Linked DNA regions of Homo sapiens: region 1 is linked to region 2. The links are chromatin loops, found by intact Hi-C in ENCODE. Cell type or tissue: sigmoid colon. All regions are shown on one strand. Each heading gives the region's core, and the rest is flanking DNA. Links, peaks and the distances in the headings are about the cores only. Region 1 overlaps NOVA1-DT (NOVA1 divergent transcript). Region 2 holds the start of NOVA1 (NOVA alternative splicing regulator 1).

Region 1 (10,503 bases), core at 1,650-9,649, 64 kb after region 2:
GAAATGAATTTTTTTGTTTATGAGATACAACATATTGTACTGACCAAAAGCAAAAACAAAATGAAGAAGTAGAATAGAAAATAATATCATTTGCTGCAGCAAAAACAGGAATTATTTCAAACTCATACACCCACATTCAGCTATGTGTTTACTGAGAAATGATATATAATGTGTTTCTTAATGTGGGTCATGTACAGAGAGTTCGAAAAATACTATGCTGGCTGATAAGAGGACTTCTCAAATAGCATCTGCTATAGAGAAGTTAAGAAAATGAAGAAGGCCAAGAAGATGTGATGGGCTCTTATCTCCAGGAAAAATGAAAGCCTAGGGCTAAATGAAGGTAGTAAGGCATCCACTTATCCCATCTGTTGAATTAGAGATTTTTTTAAAACTGCATTTAATGGCTAGAGTTTCTTGTTCTTTTTATTTTGATGTCCATTGTATGCATTCGTGCAAGTGTATAGTTGTGTGTATTTATGTGATTTACCATAGTGGCCACCAGTACAAGCCTGAAAAGAAAATATAAAGAGCCCATATACTTATTTTCAAAAGAAGTAAGGAAAATGAGAATAGAAGCCAGGCATGGAGGTACATTCCTATAGTCCCTTCTACTGGGGAGGTAGATGTGGAAGAATTGCTTGAGCACAGGAGTTAGAGGTTGCAGTGAGCTATTATCATGCTGCTGCACTCCAGGCTGGGAAATAGAGCAAGATCCTATTTCCTAAAAAAAAAAAAGAAAATTGAGAACAGAACCCCAAAAATGGAATGAGAGTGGAGAAGGCTAAGTCTGTGAGAGCTGCTGCAAAGCGAGAAGATAATGGAGAACGAGCTCCAGAGACCTGTGGAAAGAATTAAGAGCTGAGCTTTATGAAGGCCCATGTTAGATTTTCAAACCCAGTCCACAAAGGCATTTTCTAAGACTCAATCTTGATTCTTTGATAAATCTCCCTACACTACCTTCCTCATTAAATGTGTCTCTTTTGATTCTGCAATTATTATTTTAATGCAGATGATTCTTAATAAATCTTTACCCATAAACATAGTTTTCCTAAGTTCCATTGTAGCATCTTCAAATGACTGCTAAGCAGTTCTTTGAATATTTCTTTCATTGTATTTTCTGGCTCCCAGCCTGAGAACCTAAACTGCATTCAGGACTATCCATATACGTCTGGAGAGCTGGCAGTTCAGGCCTATTAGGGATAACTGTGCACGAGAAAATGAAACATCTTTTAGTCTCTCCTAAAGGTATAAGTAGGGAAAAATCAAACTCTTTAAAGTTGATTAAAAAAATAAGAAGATAAATACCTCTACAGTCCAGGTGGTGGGCCACCATGAACCTACACCAAAAGAGCAACCAGAGCTAGAAGGAGCTATCCTCCTCTAAGCTCAGAGCAGGAGGGAAATAGAGGGGAACCTTAAGGAGATTTCCTAAACAAAGAAAGGAAGGCTTTTTTTTCTTGAATTCAATGGTATGTGTTTGTGTTTGGACATTCCTGTGTTTTCTTGTTTTAAATTTTAATTTATTTTCTTTAGAGACAGTGTCTTATTCTGTCACCCCAGCTGGAGTGCAGTGGTACAACCATAGCTCACTGCAGCCTCTACCTCCTAGGCTCAAGTGATCCTCCTGCCTCAGCCTCCCAAGTAGCTGGGACTACAGGCACATGCTACCACACCTAGCTTTTCTTTTTCCTTGTAGAGACAGGGTCTCATTATGTTTCCCAGGCTGGTCTTGAATTCCTGGGCTCAAGCAATCCTTCTGCCTTGACCTACCAAAGTGTTGGGGTTGCAGGTGTGAGCTACTGTGCCCAGGTCCCTGTGTTTTCTTGGAAGAAGTACTTAACAATTTCTACGTTGTTTCTGTTCTGTTGTGCCTACAAACTGTTGTTCTTTGGAGAAACATGAACTACTTTTAGATTAACATTACTTCAAACATTTTGAAATCTCCATCAATTTCCTAGTTTTGTCTTTCCCCTTTGGATCTATTGATGCCCTTCAATTCTAAGAAAGTTACACTTTATATTATGATTTTCATTTCCCATTGAGCAAAACTAAGAATTACATCAAACTCTGAAACCTAGAATCAAAGCTCCAACCCTGATTTTCTTCATAGCCAAACAAGATGTGTAAGCCAGTGATTCACATGCCTGCCCTCAGTGGCAAATTGAGTTGGTTTTACCTTAGACCTGATTGGAGATCTACGCCTGCCCAGGCAGGATTAGAAGGAAGTTTTAGCAAGGCCATCAGAAAGGCCTTGAGCCAAAGTCACTTGTCAGAGGAGTCCCACATCTCCAAGGAACAGGCTTACCTCAGTATCCATGCCAGGCTCAGCCATTGATTGGGAGCAGCCCTTGGGAACGGTGACCTCAGCACAAGCACACAGATAATTTTAGCATAACAACTGGAACTTTTGGTAAATTATACTCCTCTAGGCCGGAGTACAGTGTTGTGGATTGTAGCTTACTGCCACCTGGAACTCTTGTGTTCAGGTGATCTACTTCAGCCTCCCAAGTAGCTGGGATTATAGGTAGGCACCACTGTACCCTGAAACGTAAATTATGATCAGTTCAATTCCGTGCTTCTGTGTTCTTGTGAAAAAATTGGGAGCGAGGGAAGGAGGGGGGAGAGAGAGAGACAGAGAGAGAGAGAGAGAGACATATTTATCATCAAAATATTAATTTCGATATAAAAAGTTTAATGAATGTCTCTATCCTGATTGTTCTTAATTTAGCAAGAAGAAAAAATCATATTCTCTATGGAAATAACCTCACATTTGTTTTTCTATATTAAAAGTTAAATTTGTGATTTTTTCTATATAATTTTCTCAATAATGCAGATTTTCATTATAGTTATAAAATAGAACTGGATTTGGCTCATTATCTAATGGAGTGGAATTTGGAAGTTCCAAATGGTGTAGAAACATTATTTGTGTGATAGAATGAGATTAACAAACTATATAGAATTCCATATTGTTTAGCAGTGTCAGGGAGACTAAGAGAAACATACTGGAGAGGACTTAGATATATCAACTATTATTTCCATTATACAGGTAGGAAGTCAAGGCTCAGAAAATTTGGATATTGATTCATCCATGAGAGTAGGACAGCCTTCAAATTACTGCAGAAACTTTTTTCCCGGAAGTCAGCTTTTCTCCTTAGAGATGTTTCTTAATTCCAAGCCATTTGCACATTTGTTTTTGTCCTCCCACAGTTCCCACGAATTTAGTCTTCTTATTTATTTTTCTGTATATATCAGTACATATGTTTCTACCAGCGTTCCTCTTCCCCATTGGAAGATAGTCCTAGAGTCAGTACTGTGGTTAAGAGAATGTCACTTGTGTAAGTTACATAAAATTTCTAAATATTTTTCTGAACTTGGAGCATCAAATGAGCTCATGTATTGGTAAGAATATTAAACTATATAAAGCAATTAATACACACAAAAGCTATTTTGGGGGATTATGGAGAGTACAGACTCTATCTGAACCAAGTTGCTTGCATAGAAAAATGCTGAAGAAGATTTCCAACCTAAAAATAAGTGAAAAACCAATGTGTTCAGAAGGCTGAACTTGGATAGGCTCAGGTAGCCAATAATTGAGTTATGAGAATGAGAAAAATAAGAGGGGGAAATAATTAAATAATCTCCCTGCTGATTAAAGTGATTGATAGAGAAATGACTAGCCCTGTGTTTTCTTTTTAAATCTATAAGTAATTTGCCTTTTTGGCCCCTTCTCTTTATCTTATCTTCATCTTTCCTTGTAAACAATGGCAAGTTGCTGAACACAGAGAAAATGCCAACAAAAGCCAACTGGGAAAAAGAGAAAGAATAAAATTTATTTTATTTATTTCTATTACTCTTTGAATTGCATAAACTATAAAGCTCTGCATGAGATAGCTGCACTTCTGAAATACTAGTTGTCATTAATTACACTTTTAACAGAATAGTAGCCATTCAGTTCTCCTATTGCCAAACAGCACTAATGCCATGACATTCTGTGGTCCAGAAGTTAAACTAAGGTATTACATAGAAACTGTGGAACCAAGTCAACATTTTTATATAACACCTACTAAACACACTTAGTATTATGTATACTGCTATTTTCAGGATCATAAAAATGACTTCTTATCTATAGTAATACAATTTTATATGAGACAACATACTCATAGATATGGACAAAAAATAAAATCACAAATACATTAAGCCTACTTAGATTTTTAAAAATCTCACTATTATACTTTTAAACTAATGTTGTGTGAGAGTTAAAATTCAGCATTAAAGAAAGAACTTGTTGTTTCATCCTTGTGAAGTTCATCAAATGTACTTAAGGCATCTGTTATAAGTCCTCTACATCAGGCAGAAATTAGTATTAAGAGTTTTAAATCATGTTCATCCTTTCAAATGGTTTAAAATATGCTTATGTAGAGTTACTAAGAATAATCAAGTATTTTTATTGTAATAAGTAATTTGAAAAATACCCGTTATAAATCATCTAAAAACATTCTTGCTGAAAACACAATTCACCATGAGCTTGAAAATGTACTTTTGCTTTTCATATTCTTAGTTCTATATTTTGATTTAGGTTTTTAATCAGATCTTTTTCATAGATCAAACCCTACCCTAGCTCTGCCCAAGGTTATGCAATTTAACAGAGGACAGCATTTTGTACTCAGCAAGTTTTACAGGGTAGAACGAAAACATGTTTGTAGATTAATGATGTAGTATTCTTTATGATTAAATTTTCAAATGGAGAGTCATAGCATCAAGTAGTGGAAATAACACTGGGGCTGGAGTTAGGACTGAATCTGAGCTCATTTATGGGTGGAATGACCTTGGGAAGCCATCTGCTCTCTGCAAGGCTGTTTTTATCTTCAGTATAAGGAGATGATAAAATCCAACTAATAGTGTCATGGAGAGTCAGCTTTGTAAAAGCCCACAGTTTAGCGTCAGTTTTCTACTTGTTAGTCAATAAATATGTGTTTATTACTTTTATAAGAAAGAAGAGAGGGTTTTATACTTCAGCAAGATTTATTCAAAGCTTTTCTTAGTTCATAACTGTTTTTAGCTATTTAGATACATTAATAGGTCTAATTTACTCATGAAATAACCGGGTAAGTTTAGTTTTGGAAGGATTACTGCATTTATTTGACAGAATCATTCCTAATTTTATTGTTTTACTTGGTGAGAGAAAAGGTGTATGGCTACTTTATATATACACAGCCAAGTTTAGTACATAAAGAAAAATCTACAGGTTTATAGAACCTCTAAAATTTTAGTTGCTTTCTGTTTCAGCTGAGGAAAACACACACACCCCAAAAAATGTTACCCAGGATTTTTGTTTCTTTCTAGCAAATCTAAGGCAGTTCAGCAACTCTATAACTGTAACTGTTTTCCCTTGAGATTTCGTGGGCAATTGGTAGAAATCATATGGAAAAATATAGCTTGTAAGTGACCTCTAGGTTTCATTTCCTTAGCTGCTGGAAGAGGGATGTATTATGAGAAGCAGTATGTTTAAGCTCCAGGAGATTAGGGTGTGGGTATGAGCTACGATAGTGTTGGTTGTTGTTTGATGAGGTGACTTATTTGTGGAGTGGGGCTGACAACTTTGTTGGAAGCTAGGTGATCTCACCCTGAGGGTCTGAACTGTAATGGTAGACCCATGCAAGAAGATAAATGGAAAACCTGGCTTGACAGTGTTGAAGTGTTAGAGGGAACTCAAAGACGCTGTTCATCTGGATTGACCTTCAGGTTGAAACTAGGTAAAGTGTGCTACATGTTTGTTTGCCGTGAAGTGCTCCTGAGTCATACAGAAAGATAGGGTTTTTTTTTTCTTATTTAAATCAATTCTTTAACATAAAATGTTAACAAAAACATCTAGCCTAGGGTTTCAAAATGTATTCAACACAGAAATCTTGAAAATATTTAATGCATCAAATAATTTTCCTTAGCCTGTGAGATATCTTGCACTAAAAATGTCTTTCTGCTGAAGTATTTTCTGAAATATTAGTTTCCACTTTTACTTTTTTCTCCCAGGACATCCATTCCTCTGAACCAAAGCAGCTCCCTTATTTTATTTTTTCCTTTTTTTTATTTTTTTCTAGTTCTGAAATAACCCATCTTGAAGACATAAACAATGTGCATTGATGGCTAGCCAGACTCTGTCCTGCCACAGTTCTCCTCCTACTCTTCATTTCTTACCCCAAGGAGTAGTAAACATGAATCCTGACCCACCAATGCAGTCCCAGAACTGAGAAAAGATTCACTGCAGCTAAACAGTAGGTAGAAATAAAAACAATGACTCAATTCAATAATATTAAGTGTGTTGGGAAGACAGTCTCCAAGAGAAACGATAAATAACCTACATAATGAAGAATTAGTTAGCAGTGTTATGTAAATATTGTAGCAGCATCAATGAGGAGGTAAGCAGAAGTATTTTAAGACACTATATTATACAATACACTGTGCACTGTTTCCTGGTGATAAGGTTTTTAAAGCATCTTTATAAGCTCTTCTTCTCTGTTGTGACAGGATTATTTTTGCACCTTTGGAAAGCAACTGAAAAAGGAAGCCTGGAAAAAATCCTGCCTAACAAAGCAGCAGTACTCAAATAGCTTTAACTATAAGAAAGAACTGATTCAAGATATGAGAAGAGATTTAAGATATAAGATTAAATATAAGTGTAAATGATATCCTCATTTTTATTGAAATGCTGTGTATTCCTATTATTTCAGTGAAATGTTAAATGGCAAAGGATGCATTTTTTAGATTATTTTTTTCACTGAATTTTAAACAGTCTTTGAAGCAGATATTTCATATAACAATATCCAGAAACAATAACACATATGTGGATAAAGTTGAGTGGTTGGATAATGTATTGTGCAAATTATCAAGAAGAAAACCATCTTAAAGAAATATTTTAGCTTAACAGCATCAATAAATGGGACACCTAGTTCACTTAAAAAAATTGACAATGAATGTTTTCCTCCTTATACCCCTGAAGGCCTTGGGTTTGGAATGACAAAATATTCAAATATTTTGAAATTATCTACATTTTAAATATTTATTCAAGGAGAATTGAATCTTGATTGACAATTGTGCACAAATTGCTGAAATTCAAAAATTCTAAATCTCATGTCAGATATTAGGAAATTTTAATTTTTCATTTACTAAAACGGTAAAAATGTAGACACTAGAAAAAAATGAAGAAATGACAATGTCATAGATAATCAACAAACTGAATAATTAGGTGGAATTACTCAACCCCCAGATTAGTCCATTTTCATGCTGCTGATAAAGACATACCCAAGACTGGGCAATTTACAAAAGAAAGAGGTTTATTGGAATACAGTTCTACATGGCTGGGGAGGCCTCACAATCATGGCAGAAGGCAAGGAGGAGCAAGTTACATCTTTCGTGGATGGCAACAGGCAAAGGGAGAGAGAGAGCTTGTGCAGTAAAACTCCCATGTTTAAAACCATCAGATCTTATGAGACATATTCACTATCATGAGAACAGCATGGGAAAGACCTGCCGCCATGATTCAACTACTTCCCACTAGGTCCCTCCCACAACACATGGGAATTCAAGGTGAGATTTGGTTGGGGACACAGTCAAACCATGTCATTCCACCCCTGGCCCCTCCAAATCTCATGTCCTCATGTTTCAAAACCAATCGGGTCTTCACAACAGTCTCCCAAAGTCTTAACTCATTCCAGCAATAACTCAAAAGTCCACAGTCCAAAGTCTCATCTGAGACAAGGCAAGTCCCTTCCACCTATGATTCTGTCCAAATCAAAAGCAAGTTACTTACTTCCTAGATACAATGGGGGTACAGGCATTGGATAAGTACAGCTGTTCCAAATGGGAGAAATTGGCCAAAGCAAAGGGGCTACAGGCTCCATTTAAGTTTGAAATCAAGTGGGGCAGTCAAATTTTAAAGCTCCAAAATGAACTCCTTTGACTTCATGTCTCACATCCAGGTCACGCTAATGCAAGAAGTGGGTTGCTGTGGTCTTGGGCAGCTCCATCCCTGTGGCTTTGCAGGGTATGGCCTCCCTCCCGGCTGCTTTCACGGGCTGGCATTGAATGACTGTGGCTTTTCCAGGCACACGGTGCAAGCTGTCAGGGGATCTACCATTCTGGGGTCTGGAGGACAGTGGCCCTCTTCTCACAACTCCACTAGGCAGTGCCCCAGTAGGGACTCTATGGGGTGGCTTCAACCCCACATTTCCCTTCCACACTGCCCTAGCAGAGGTTCTCCATGAGAGCCCCTCCCCTGCAGCAAACTTCTGCCTGGACATCCAGGCATTTCCATACATCCTCTGAAATCTAGGCGGAGGTTCCCAAACCTCAATTCTTGGCATCTGTGCACCCACAGGCTCAACACCATGTGGAAGCTGCCAAGGCTTTTGGCTTGCACCCTCTGAAGCCACAGCCTGAGCTGTGCCTTGGCTCCTTTTAGTCACAGCTGGAGTGGCTGGGATGCAAGGCACCAAGTCACGAGACTGCACACAGCATGGGGACCCTGGGCCTGGCCCATGAAACCACTTTTTTCTCCTAGGCCTCTGGGCATCTGATTAGAGAGGCTGCCATGAAGACCTCTGACATGCCCTGGAGACTTTTTCTCCATTGTCTTCAGGATTAACATTAGGCTCCCCATTACTTATGCAAATTTCTGCAGCTGGCTTAAATTTATCCTCAGAAAATGGGGTTTTCTTTTCTATCACATTGTCAGGTTGCAAATTTTCCAAACTTTTATGCTCTGCTTCCCTTATAAAACTGAATGCCTTTAACAGCACCCAAGTCACCTCTTGAATGCTTTCCTCCTCAGAAATTTCTTCTGCCAGATACCCTCAATCACCTCTCTCAAGTTCCAAGTTCCACAAATCTCGAGGGCTGGGGCAAAATTGCCACCAGTCCTTTTGCTATAACATAACAAGGGTCACCTTTGCTCCAGTTTCCAACAAGCTCCTCATCTCCACATGAGACGACCTCAGCCTGGACCTTATTGTTGATATCACTATCAGCATTTTTGTCAAAGCCATTCAACAAGTCTCTAGGAAGTTCCAAACTTTCCCACATTTTCCTATCTTCTTCTGAGCCCTCCAAACTGTTCCAACCTCTACATGTTATCCAGTTCCAAAGTCGCTTCCACATATCCAGGTATCTTTTAGCAATGCCCCATTCTACTGATACCAATTTACTGAATCCACTCTCACACTGCTGATAAAGACATACCCAAGACTGGGCAATTTACAAAATGAAGAGATTTATTGGACTTATAGTTCCACATGGCTGGGGAGGCCTGACAATCATGGAGGAAGGCAAGGAGGAGCAAGTCAAATCTTACATGGATGGCAGCAAGCAAAGAGAGAGAGAGTTTATGCAGTAAAATTCCCATTTTTAAAACCATCAGATCTCGTGAGACTTATTCACTATCACAAGAACAGCATGGGAAAGACCTGCTCCCATGATTCAACTACTTCCCACTAGGTCCCCCACACAACATGTGGGAATTCAAGGTGAGATTTGGGTGGGGACACAACCAAATCTTATCAACCCCTTTATACAGCCAACTCTTCATTCTCTAGCTATGTTTATGTAGTTTGTAGACACTCTACAAAGACTGTTTCATGGAAGGATGCCTTCCTCCTTCTGGTCTTCCTATTGCCATTAGTTGTTGCATACTCAAAAAAGGCAAACATATTTTAATATTATATTTTAGCAAGAGGCCACCAGAGAAGAAATATATCTAGGACTAAAACCCAGAGGCCCACATGTGCTGAATGAAAGTAGATAAAAACAGATATAAGGAAGATATTGACTTAAAAGGGAGTAAGTCAAAATATAAAAATACAGATACAGGCTAGAATCTAGGAGTTGCATCCTGGTTACCAAAGACAGTGAAAAGGGGATAGATGAGCACAGAATTCATTTAGCAATGGCAATCAGGTGTCCAGAAATGAATTAAACTTCTGAAGGTCTAAGAAAGGTCAAGGGCTTACATTAAATAGATACATAAATTCTCCCATATTGGAAAAATCTTGCTTCAGACACTATTTATAATCCCAAACCCAAGAACTACTGAATTCAATTCAGTTTATGAATGGCCAAGATATGTCAAGTCAGTCTCTCAGTATGTGATACTTAGTTGTTTGCAGTTGGTATTACTTCTTATTTCATTGTGACTTACAACATTGTAAGACTCTCTTCACAGTGAGGAGGAGTATTAGCTTTCCATAATCTCATGTCTCCATACATCACCAACCTATTTACCAAACCAAATTAAGTCTAAACAGGTCAAAAGTTAATGTATTACAGGAAAAACAGGATCGAGGTAGAGGGACTCGTGAGTATTTGTGAGCTGGACTAGAGGTGGCATAGTTGGAACCTGAGATACTGCAGAGCCAGCTGACTTGACTGACACTTTGACTGAGGTAGGAGAGGAAACTGGCACTGAGGACAAAATCTACACGTTTGCTTTCCTGGGTCAGGAATTAGGATTTGGGA
Region 2 (10,503 bases), core at 820-8,819:
CTGCACATCTGATACCACCTCATGTATAATGCAAAAAAGCTATTTCATTTTCATCTATTGACAGTGAATTTAATTTACCATTGCAGCTCTTTTCCTAGAACTATCACGTTATTAATTCTGCAATCAAGCTCTTTTGAGTGCTTTTATTTGTACTAAGGGTTTTCACAATTCCACATTGATTTTTTTTATCATAATATACCTTTTAAACATATGAATGTGAATATGTTAGCAAACTTTCTTAATGCATAAGGAAAGTTTCAGAGACAAGGAAAGCCATCTGCAAAACTACACTCATAGGAAACAAACTTTAGAGGAACATCGTGTCTAATATATTACTTTTTAGTTTAATAAGTTTAATGTTTACAAAAAATACTACATTTAATTTGTAAAACTAAATGATAGTTTCAACCATTCTAAAACCTTCTTATCCAGTATAATGGTCCATTTCTAATACCAAGTGATTGGCTATGAAAAAGAAGTCCTCCAAATGTTCTGCTTACATTCATGCCAGATGTCTTTGCTGTATTAAAGAACTCTTACTGAATTAGATCACTGAAAGCAAATCAGCTTTTCTTTTCCACCAGGAAGAAAAAAATTAAAGCAGTATTGGTTCCCTCAGCACTGAATTAACGTTTTTGACAGCCATAAAGATAAAATAACCTTTAAAAAAATCACAGAAAGCTAGATTTAAATAAAAGCAAATCAGCTGATAATGTTTTATCTAGGAAATGTACTACTCAATTACAGAGACTTTTCCCTTAAACCTAAAATACATATAGTGATTAGCAAAATGTAAGAAAAAAATAGAAAAAGATGGACATGCAGAACTATTTAACACTTAAAAAGGCATACTTGAAAGTGAAAAACAAAAAATTTATACCACCAAGGAAACTTCCCATATTCCAGTAGGTTACTGTACTACACTGTCAACATATTTAATCAAATTTAGCTCTTAAGTTAACATGAATTCTGAAGCATTATTTTACTTCTTGCATAACAGTATAAATTTCCTTATATCAATTGCATTAAAACTGCAATATTTAAAAAATCTGAAGAGGCAACACTTGTCCTCTTTACTTCACTCCAAGGCCAACAAACAAAGCAATGAAGCAGAAAGAGGTACATAATGGATTCAGAAGTAAATGGTCCATTCTTTAAGAAGCCTCCCTACCCCCCTCTTCTGAATTCACTCTAAGCTAATTGTCATTACAATGATGTCTGAAAACTTCAGAAGAACCCTATTTCCTGATGCCAGCTGTCCAGGTTTCTATCTTTAAATTTTTGAGTTTTTTTGCTAATAAGAATTATTCAGAAATACCCGAATCATCTTGCAACTGGTCTAATTCACATACACGGTACAACAATTATAGGAAAAAGGCATAATCAACAATAGAAATAATCTGAAAATTTTTCCACAATATATTCCTATAAAGCAATATCTAAATAAAGTCTCCAGTATTGTTTAAAAATTCTTTCAAGACAGCACACAACACAAGTAGATCTTTCTTTCCTGTGGGGAGCTCATCAAACAATCTCTTCACCATTGCACCTACCTGGGTAAAAATCTTTGGACTTAGACAGCTTGATGGTGGCTCCAGTTTCTTTTTGCAACTGAACAATTGTCTGTCCTCCCTTCCCAATTATAGATCCAGCAGCATAACTAGGTATGAGAACCTTTAGAAAATACTGGCCGTCTTCTGAAAAATGCAAAGAAATATACTCGGTTAACACAGTATTTCAAACTTTGTATCCCCTCTCCACCCTCAAGAGAGAAAAACAGCAACTAAAGCACTGGGTATATAACTGCAGGAAATATGAAGTTAAACATTTTTTGAGAATGAAAATAAGCCAATTACATTGAAAAACAAACAGGTACAAAATGTTTCCCATTTTATAGGATTTATACTTTCAAGCTTGGAATTAAAATATAAACATATTCTATTATTTTGCAGCACTGTAAAAACTGATGACTAAATTCCAGTTGTTATTCCAAACATGGAAATCTTCCAATTCTATCTGTGGCAAAATGAAATGAACTGACCCTTTAACAAAACTTCAGAGGTTTATAAGATGACAAACCTTCACTTAACATATTAAAAAAGAAGAAAAGCCCAGGACTGTAAATAGTGATGAGCTATATTTATTTGTCATTAGCAGACACATAAGGACTACAATTAGCCATTGCCTATATCCTACTTAAAGTCCGCAAAACAACCATTCTCCTACCAAATAATCCACCCAAACTGTGGGGTGTATTCCAAGTCTTCAATAACTGCCAGGAAATAACTCAGTGTGGTGGACTGGCAAATCTAACTAATCCTAGTGCATTTCTTTAGCACTTCTTAGTCTACCGTGATCTCGTTTAAGCTCATTAATTAAAGGACCTTAAGAAGAATTCTGCCAATACTAAAAAGCTTAGGAGTCATTTATATTAAATAGGCTTAAAAGTGACAAAACAGGTAATGTTCCTTTCCCAAAATAATCACAACTTTTAAAACGGAAAGGGGGTGGAAGAACCAGGAAAAATAAAATGAAACGTTTTAGAAAATTAAGCCAACTCCACAAACTTTAATTTCCGTCAACTTGATCACATCTTATACAGGAGACACCCCGGTAAATCCAGCTTTCTTAATGTGAATGAATGTTCCAAATGTTGTGGTGTGCCACTCAAAAGACCCCCATCCGTCTACAATGCATATGCTGGAGATAAATTCACCTCTGCTTCGATGCATTGGGTGCATTGTTAAGATGATTCCAGTGCAAATGAAGAAGCGATATCGGTCCCGTTAAAACTCATCTTCCAAGGAAGCGCAGGATGTTAACTAACAAGTCACCGTTCCAGACACCCCCACCCTCGTATGCACCCCCCTGAAGACAAATCAATGAAATATTTGCACCGACAATCTAAGTGCGGTAAGGGCATGCACTCATCAAGATTTTGCATACTACTTGTGGCCCAAAGCAAGAGGATGGAGAGAGGAAAAACTCTCCGGCGCCCCAGTCATTCGCAATCCGCTACCCAAGTGCCATTTATTTATTTATTTTATCAGACTGTTAAACGCAGCGCGCATCTTCGGGCGGCCATCACCTCACTCCGGGGTCATCCTCCTCCTCCTCCTGAATGGACCTTCTTGCCCAGGTCTAGGATATTTACATGGTCAACCTCTGGACCGATTAAATGGAAAGATAGGTCTATTCCGAAAAACTGGTCGCCATTTTGATGAATGATAAACACAGAAATGGAAATGTGTCGGGGACACCTAGGCGCGGGGCAGGTGCAGGGGAGGGGGCGCGGGGCAGGGGCGCAGGGGCCGCCGGGTTCGGGCTGGAGGTGTCCGGGCCGCGGGAGGGAGGGAGGGAAGGAGGGAGGGAGGACGGCGAGGGAGGGAGGCAGGGGCGGGCGGCGGGGGATGGGGCCAGCGGGGAGGTGGAAGCGATACCCACCGCCCGTATTGGTCCTCTTGGTGCTGCCGGCTTCAGGGGGGGCTTCCAGCGGCCTTTTCCGCGAGTCCGGCGGGTCCAGGTCTATGGGAACCCCAGTGTGGGTCCCGTTCTGCTGGATGGGAGCTGCCGCCATCATGTTTGCAGTTCCTGCCGCTGCTACCGGGAGAAGGTTCTCCCTTTTGTTTTGGCTTTTTCTTTTCTTTTTTCTTTTTTTTTTTTTTTTTTTTTTGCGTTTGGGGTTTCTTAAGGTTTTTTTTTTTTAATCGGATCAATATAAATCTCTTTAGGAAAAAAAGCAATGTTGCTGGTTTGTTCTCACTGGGGAGGGGGCAGGGCTGAGGAGCAGCTGCAGTGCAGTGTCAGAAAGGAGACAGGGGAATGGAGGGGGTGTGAGAGACGGAGGGTGAAAGAAGAAGAAGAAAGGAGACAGGGGGAGAGAGTGGAGAAGGGAGAGGGGCGAGTGAATGAGCGGGAGGAGGGGACCGGGGAGGACAGGCAGAGGGAGTGGGAGAGCGCGAGGGCTGGCGGGGCGCGGGGAGAAGCCGAGGAGGAGGGGAGAGTGAGGGAAAGAGTGAATGAGCAGGAGGAGGGGAAGGAGGTGGATGCCGAGAGAGGAGCGAGCGGCAGAGGAGGGCAGGAGCCGGGAAGGAGCGCGGCGGTCCCCGCGCCGCGCTAGCGTTGCGCTCGCTCCCGCTGCTGGTGCTGCCGCCGCCGCCGCTGCCGGAGCGGTTCTGCCGTTGCCTGGGCTGCTCGGCGCTGCTGCTGCTGCCGCCCGGTCTCGCTCATTATTTCTCCCGCTTGTTGGGGGGGGCTGGCGGGGAGGGAGGGGGGTGGCTGTGAGGGGAGGGTAGAGAGGGGTTGAGTTCGTAGACTCCCACACACTTCGCGCTCGGGTCCCTGCCTCTCAGCAGCGCCGCCGCCTCCCAGCGCCGATGCTTCAGCCGGCGGGGCGGCTGAGGGGTGAGGGGGAACTCCGCGGGCGGGGGCGAGGGAGCGTGTGTGCGCGAGCGTGTGCGCGCGCGAGGGGAGCGCGTGCGCGGTGAGGACGCGCGCCGGCGGTTGGGGCGGGGGCGGGGGCCGGGGCGCTCCTGTGGGAAGGGAGGGGTGAAAGGTCGCTGGTCCCCGGCAACACGGCTCAGGCAAACGTAAGCGGCTTGTCGCAGAAACCAAGGGGTCCACGAAACGCGCTAGGCTAGAAGGCGGGAAGGAGAGATTACTGACAGCCGTGCCAGCCAATAAAATAGAAATGTGAGAAAGGTTCTTCGGGCCCCTTCCCAATCAGGAAACTTGGGTGATGAGGGGCAGCGAAGGGGTGGGGTGGGATCTTGGTCCAGCTGGTACTGGAGCGGCGACAATTTTGGCTAGTCTAAGAAGGGCATTCGAGTGACCGTTGACAACGGGTGGGACAGCGTCAGAGCTGGAGGGAGAGCCAGCACTGTATGCTTCCAGGACTTCTTGCTAGGTGCATTAGTTTTTATTTTTAAGAGTTGGGTAAAAGACATTAATTAGTTAGCATCTCACTCATCGGCGATTTTCTACGGTATGATTTCATCCAAAGAGGATTTCTTAATCGCACTGTGTGACACCGTTAGGGGACTTAGAGTGTCACTCGCCGCCTTAAATCCTTTCGGGAACAAGCCAGGATATAAATAAATAAAGCTAGGTGTGGGTCTTCCCTTCACAAGGCGCTGGTAGGCAGACTAAAGACAGGCAACAGCTGAGTGTGCACACAGAACTAAATATTGAACGAAATACGAGTGTCGGAATAAAATTCATTGCCATGTGCACGGCTTATGATTATACAGATCTTGGACATATCACGGACCTGAACGTCAACCCTGCAACACCGGATAAAACATCTAATGTAGCTGGAATAGACTCTGAAAGGACGTTAGGCATTATCTAAATCAAGTCCCTCATTTTACAGATGAGTAAACTGACTCAGTGAAGTATTTTGCTCAAGGTCGTTCATCAAATTAGTAGTTTAATTAACTCAGTGTTCTAGGAAGCAGGGTAGTAGAAAAGCATGGGATTCGGAGTCTGAAATCTTCCTTGGTTTCTGGTCCTTGTAGGCTGTTTTACAAGTGTATCTTGGGCAAATCCCTTAACGTCTTGCCATTTATTAAGGGCTTACTTACCACGTGGCAAACAATCCACTTTGCATGCTGTGTCAATTACATGCAGTATGTCGTGTAGTTATTACTGTCCCCATTTTATGAGGTAGTTTAGGTTTAAAGATATTAGAAATTTACCCAAAGTTACGCAGTTATAAACATTGTAGTAATTTCAAACTCAGGTCTTCGTGACTGCAAAGGCTGCTGTCTTAAGTATTGTAATACATTAGAGCTCCGGATTCCCTCCCACTCAAAACAGAGACTGAGACTCCAACCAATTTCCACCATTATTGGGAGTCAAACGAGAGAGACTGTGGCAATGTATTCTAAGCTGTACAAAGGTATAAACATATTCACTAGATTTGTAGAATGAAGTTATTCCTTCCCTATACTTTCCACTACAACAATTCAGCCAAAAAGATGGCTTTCATACTAAGCATAAGAAGGAACTTCACTGTAATTATGATATTCTAACCAAGAATATATGCATATCTAGGCAATAACCAAAGTGAATAGAATAAAATTTAATTCCTGATAGATTAAATAGGCAATAGCAAGGAATGCTAACGCTCCTCATAGCGTTCTTGTTGGAAGAATCATCTAGGAGGCATTGGGATTTCTGGTGCTTTTTAAGCAATGAGAGATATCAGTCCACTGAATGAGGAAGAGAATAACGTTTAGTTTCGGACTAAAAGTTCATCTGGACTACGGAAAACACGTTTGCCTCAATCAGTGAAGAAGGTATGCTGAGAGCTGAAAGAAAAGGAAAGCAGGTAAGTTAGTGCATATTGGAAAAGGTCTATTAACCAAAGTCCAAAATTTTGATCCGATGTGTAATGTTATGGGAAACCACTATATAGCCTTCATGACCAAAATAAAGAGGAATTAAACATACAATTGGGTACAAATGGAGCTGTGATGAGGAAAAAAGGTTTGGAATAAGTATGTGGTATTCAAGATAGTAAAAGGCTGATGCCAGACGTTGTACAAAGTGTTCAGTGTACAAAATTATGTAAGGACGTTTTTAAATGAAAAATTACAAAAGGGCTGGTATTTGGCACTAGATTGTTTTAAAACAGTAAACAACAGTGGACAAAGATATTTGAAGGACAGATAACTCAAACATATTACACTAAAGCTCGAGCAAAGTATTCAGTAGAATGTAATTTTGAATTGGAGAAAGACTGAGGTTAGAATTGGAAAACCTTAGTTTAACAAATTTCTAAAAATAAAATATATCTAACATAGTTTAGAAAATATTTGGCATTGCCATGCATCAGTTAAGTTGAAAAAGAGCTTGTAAGTTAAATTGCTTTACAGATACATGCTATTAAATAAAAGTCACACTGTATTCTTATAGTATTTATTTGACCCTTCTCTGATTTCTTTCTTCAGACTTAATATTTAAATACTATTATACCTATCACTCCATGGGGCCCAGAAATGGTAGATATAATTTTTAATGTGGATGGGATGCTGAATGGTAACTTAGGTATGATATGCCAGGAATCACAGAGACTATCCCAAGACCTAGTCAGACATCAAAGTATCAGTCAGCTACGAACTATTAATAATCTGGACAATGAAGATTATCAGAGAATACATTCTAATTAAGCTTCCATTTTTTAGTATATTTTGTTGTTTTTTTAAAAAAAATTATACTTCTACATCATTCTTATTGCATATCCCTATAATTCTGATTAAATGGACATCACAAACATTTTACCCTTCGTTTTCTGCATTTTGTATCAGCTAATAAAGCTGAATAACTAAAAATGTACAGTAGATCTCAGTTTATTAATATTTGGTATGATATACCTTTTATGCTACAAATAAACTGTTAGAATATACTTTTTAAAAATATAATAGAAGCGTTTGACCTTTTCTCCAAAAAGAAATACAATTTTATTTTTTAATTAACAAAGCAATTCAGCTCTACTAATTTAATAATATTTATAACACCTTAAGACACCATAGAACTTGTGTTAGTTATAAGCAACTATGATAGAAAATGATATTAATATGAATAAAAAAATCCCTGTTCTTTATTGTCTTTTATTGAGAGAGTTTTCTTCCTGTTTCAGGCTAAGTAATATAGACATAAGATTTTCTATTTTCAGTAACAATGATTGGCTTTCAAGACAAAGGACAGATAGTTGATATCCACAGATATCCCTAAACTCACTTTGTCTCCATTCTCTTGCTTTTCCTACAATCGATCCTGTTACTCAAAACATAATACAAAACATAAATACTCCCACTACTTGAATGTCTCTTGAACGCTTTGGGAAAACATTTTCTGAATTTGTGTCTCACCAGAAGCAGACCCTGATTTAAAGATTCAAGTGCAAGCAATGTATTTTGGAAATAATTTCAGGAAGCACAGTAGGACATGGGAAGTGAGGCAGGGAAGGGAAGGAAAGCAAAAAAAAAAAAAAAAAAAGTGTAAATTGCCAAGCAAGTTGTCATTGTTTTTAATCTCACTGTGATTTTCTTGGAGCCAGTTTAAAACACTAGCCCTAGAACTATCCCACTGGAAGTGTGAGAAAGCTGAGGTATATATGTACTAGCTCCCTTCAGCCATTGGTCAAGATCTATTCCTAGTGGCATTAACTCAATTCATGCTGGCCAGTCTTCAACTGCCAGCACTGCATCTTTTTCTGAGCACTTTCTCTGGTCACTGGAGTCTGCGCTGCCCTTACACAGGCTGGAAACAGTGGGGCATTAATACCTCCTGGTGTCAGAACATCCCCACGGTGACGGAAAATCAGGCCAGTGGGCCCTAAAATGATAGAGCACAGACATATGAGTGAGGCTCTACCAGTTCGTTACAAGTATCAACCTAAATTTAGGGGAAAAGAAAATGAGAAGACTGTTAATAGAAGGTATTGTTGGGAATTAAATAGTAAGGATAATGAAATAATTTGGAAAGCTTGAAGTACTGAAAAAAGAAGGCTTTATAATTTCTATAATTCAAATACTGTAACCAAGCACTGAGTGTAAAAAGCCTGAATAATTTGTTTTCTCTGGGCTCTTCACAAACAAATTTTTAATTTTTTAAGGTATAAGTCATGAAGAATCAATGTATGTATTCTGATTTTGTTGTTGTTATTGTTTTGTTGTTGCTGTTCAATGTAGCACAAAGAAAATAGGAGCAAATATATACCAAAAGATACATGACCTATCCCAATTCTTTTATAACAAGTTCTATAAATAGACGTATTGATTAGAAATACTTTTCTAAGATTTCACTAATAGAAAAATTATTTATTGTACTTTACCTTGTCAAAAATTAAACAGTTTTCATGTTTCTCTACTTAATAATAAATTCACTATTGGTGGATATGTTTATAAAAGTATGAAAGCTCACACTAATTTATATAGAGAGATAAATGTGTTCTATACTATTTCAAAGTCCCCAAATCTTAATATTCCAATTGTAAATATGTCATCCTAATAGATATGTTAGGATTAGAAAGAATACTAAATTCTTTGGCACTGAATATGCTTCCTTGGTTTCTAATGGATCATTAATTTTTCTAGCACTTTTTCTAAATATTATGAAATGTATCATTTCGTACTTTACACACTTGACTTAAAGGCAATAAATCTGAACTAAGACTACACAGTGCAATAAAAAAGAACTTCATAATAATTGTATAATGGTTATGTAAACATTAGGGGAAGCTGGGTGAAGGGTACAGGAGAACTTCTACTATATTTGCAACTCCTCTTTAAGTCTAAAATTATTTCAAAATAGTTAAAAAAGGAACCTTGAATTGATGATCTGGTTATGACTCTTCCACGCACTAACTTTGTGACTTACAGTAGCTTAACTTCTCTGAATTTTAATTTTCCCATCCATATAATAGGAGACTTGATAGATGCTCTGTAAGTTCCTTTTTCTTGAAAAAAAATAGTATATTTTCTACCATTTGTAGAATCTGACAAAGAATATTATCAAAATCAATGTACATAATATGTACCTTACCAGGTATTTTTAAATGAGTTAGCAGTACACATTTTGATGATGTACCGTTAGGCACAATGAAAAATAAATACAAAGGAAAACAAGATTAATGTAAAGAATATATTCAACATACTTACTCTCTGTATTTTTGCATTTTAAAAACAATAATACTTATTAAAATCTACAGTTGAAAATACATTTTCTTGGAACCACAGTTCAAAATGTGATAGTTGCATCTTTTAAAACATTCGGATGTGAAAAATTTCTGGAGTAAAACAATGAAAGATAAAGATGTTAAGATATAAAAGGAGAAGAAAAACGATCTTAAAAAAGAACTACAAAAGTAGACTAACAAAGCAATAACTGACTAGTATTTATATGTTTTGTCAACCAAGTTTTAAATCACTTGGACTGTATACCGTATATACTGTATTCTGATAAAGCCTAGGGTGACTCCAAGTCCAATTGCCCCCAAATGATCCTAGCTTAGGCCAGATGTCCCAGAACAATTGTTAATACCCTCAAAATTGTCCTAACTTAGATTATTATATGGTCACCCTAATAATACTCAAGAGCTATGACTTTTTGTTGTGGACCTTTCCATTTTAACCGTAAGATTTTGTGGATTCATAAGATTACTTGACGTTGCAATTCCTCTATGTGTAAATAATAGAAATATTTATCATAGTTCACTCTTATGCCATCATTGTGGTGTAATAAATTAGTACATTGTCACATCACCGTTTGTGATGTTCTTAGCTAGAGCTAAGTAAGGCCAGAGATCAAAAATAGACATAGGAATTGGTAGAATATAATTTTTTAAATGTATCTTTTCACATTTAAAGATGGAAACAATCATTTTTATAGGATAGCTCCTTCATTAAAAAATACTGTATATAGGAAAATGAAGTGAATTGAAGAAATAATAAATGAGATGTTATAAATATAATGAAATGCAGCTTCAAATGATAAATA

The links. Hi-C counts contacts between places; a loop is a spot of excess contacts. Peaks named below come from ENCODE experiments on the same cell type or tissue, not always from the same donor. Only the 100,000 strongest peaks of a DNase experiment are listed, where the experiment ranks them.
Region 1: a loop joins it to region 2, with 2.9 times the contacts of the local background. A loop is called at or near these places in 1 of 110 quality-filtered maps.

The regions. Positions count from the first base shown.
Region 1 is chr14:26,657,518-26,668,020 of GRCh38, forward strand. The region is part of intron 2 of NOVA1-DT (NOVA1 divergent transcript); the gene reads left to right. Among named protein-coding and RNA genes, the nearest start is that of NOVA1-DT, 64 kb to the left of the region's middle. In sigmoid colon, for the core only: no CTCF peak of the experiment used is centred there; no DNase peak of the experiment used is centred there.
Region 2 is chr14:26,593,857-26,604,359 of GRCh38, forward strand. It overlaps NOVA1 (NOVA alternative splicing regulator 1), which reads right to left and starts at 4,177. Exons shown (of 5, transcript NM_002515.3): 1 at 3,445-4,177; 2 at 1,554-1,697. The coding sequence starts at 3,580. NOVA1-DT (NOVA1 divergent transcript) reads left to right here and starts at 4,791. Exons shown (of 7, transcript NR_147061.1): 1 at 4,791-6,331. In sigmoid colon, for the core only: no CTCF peak of the experiment used is centred there; DNase peaks (open chromatin) are centred at 3,035, 3,455 and 4,595; H3K4me3 peaks cover 4,149 bases; H3K27ac peaks cover 1,238 bases.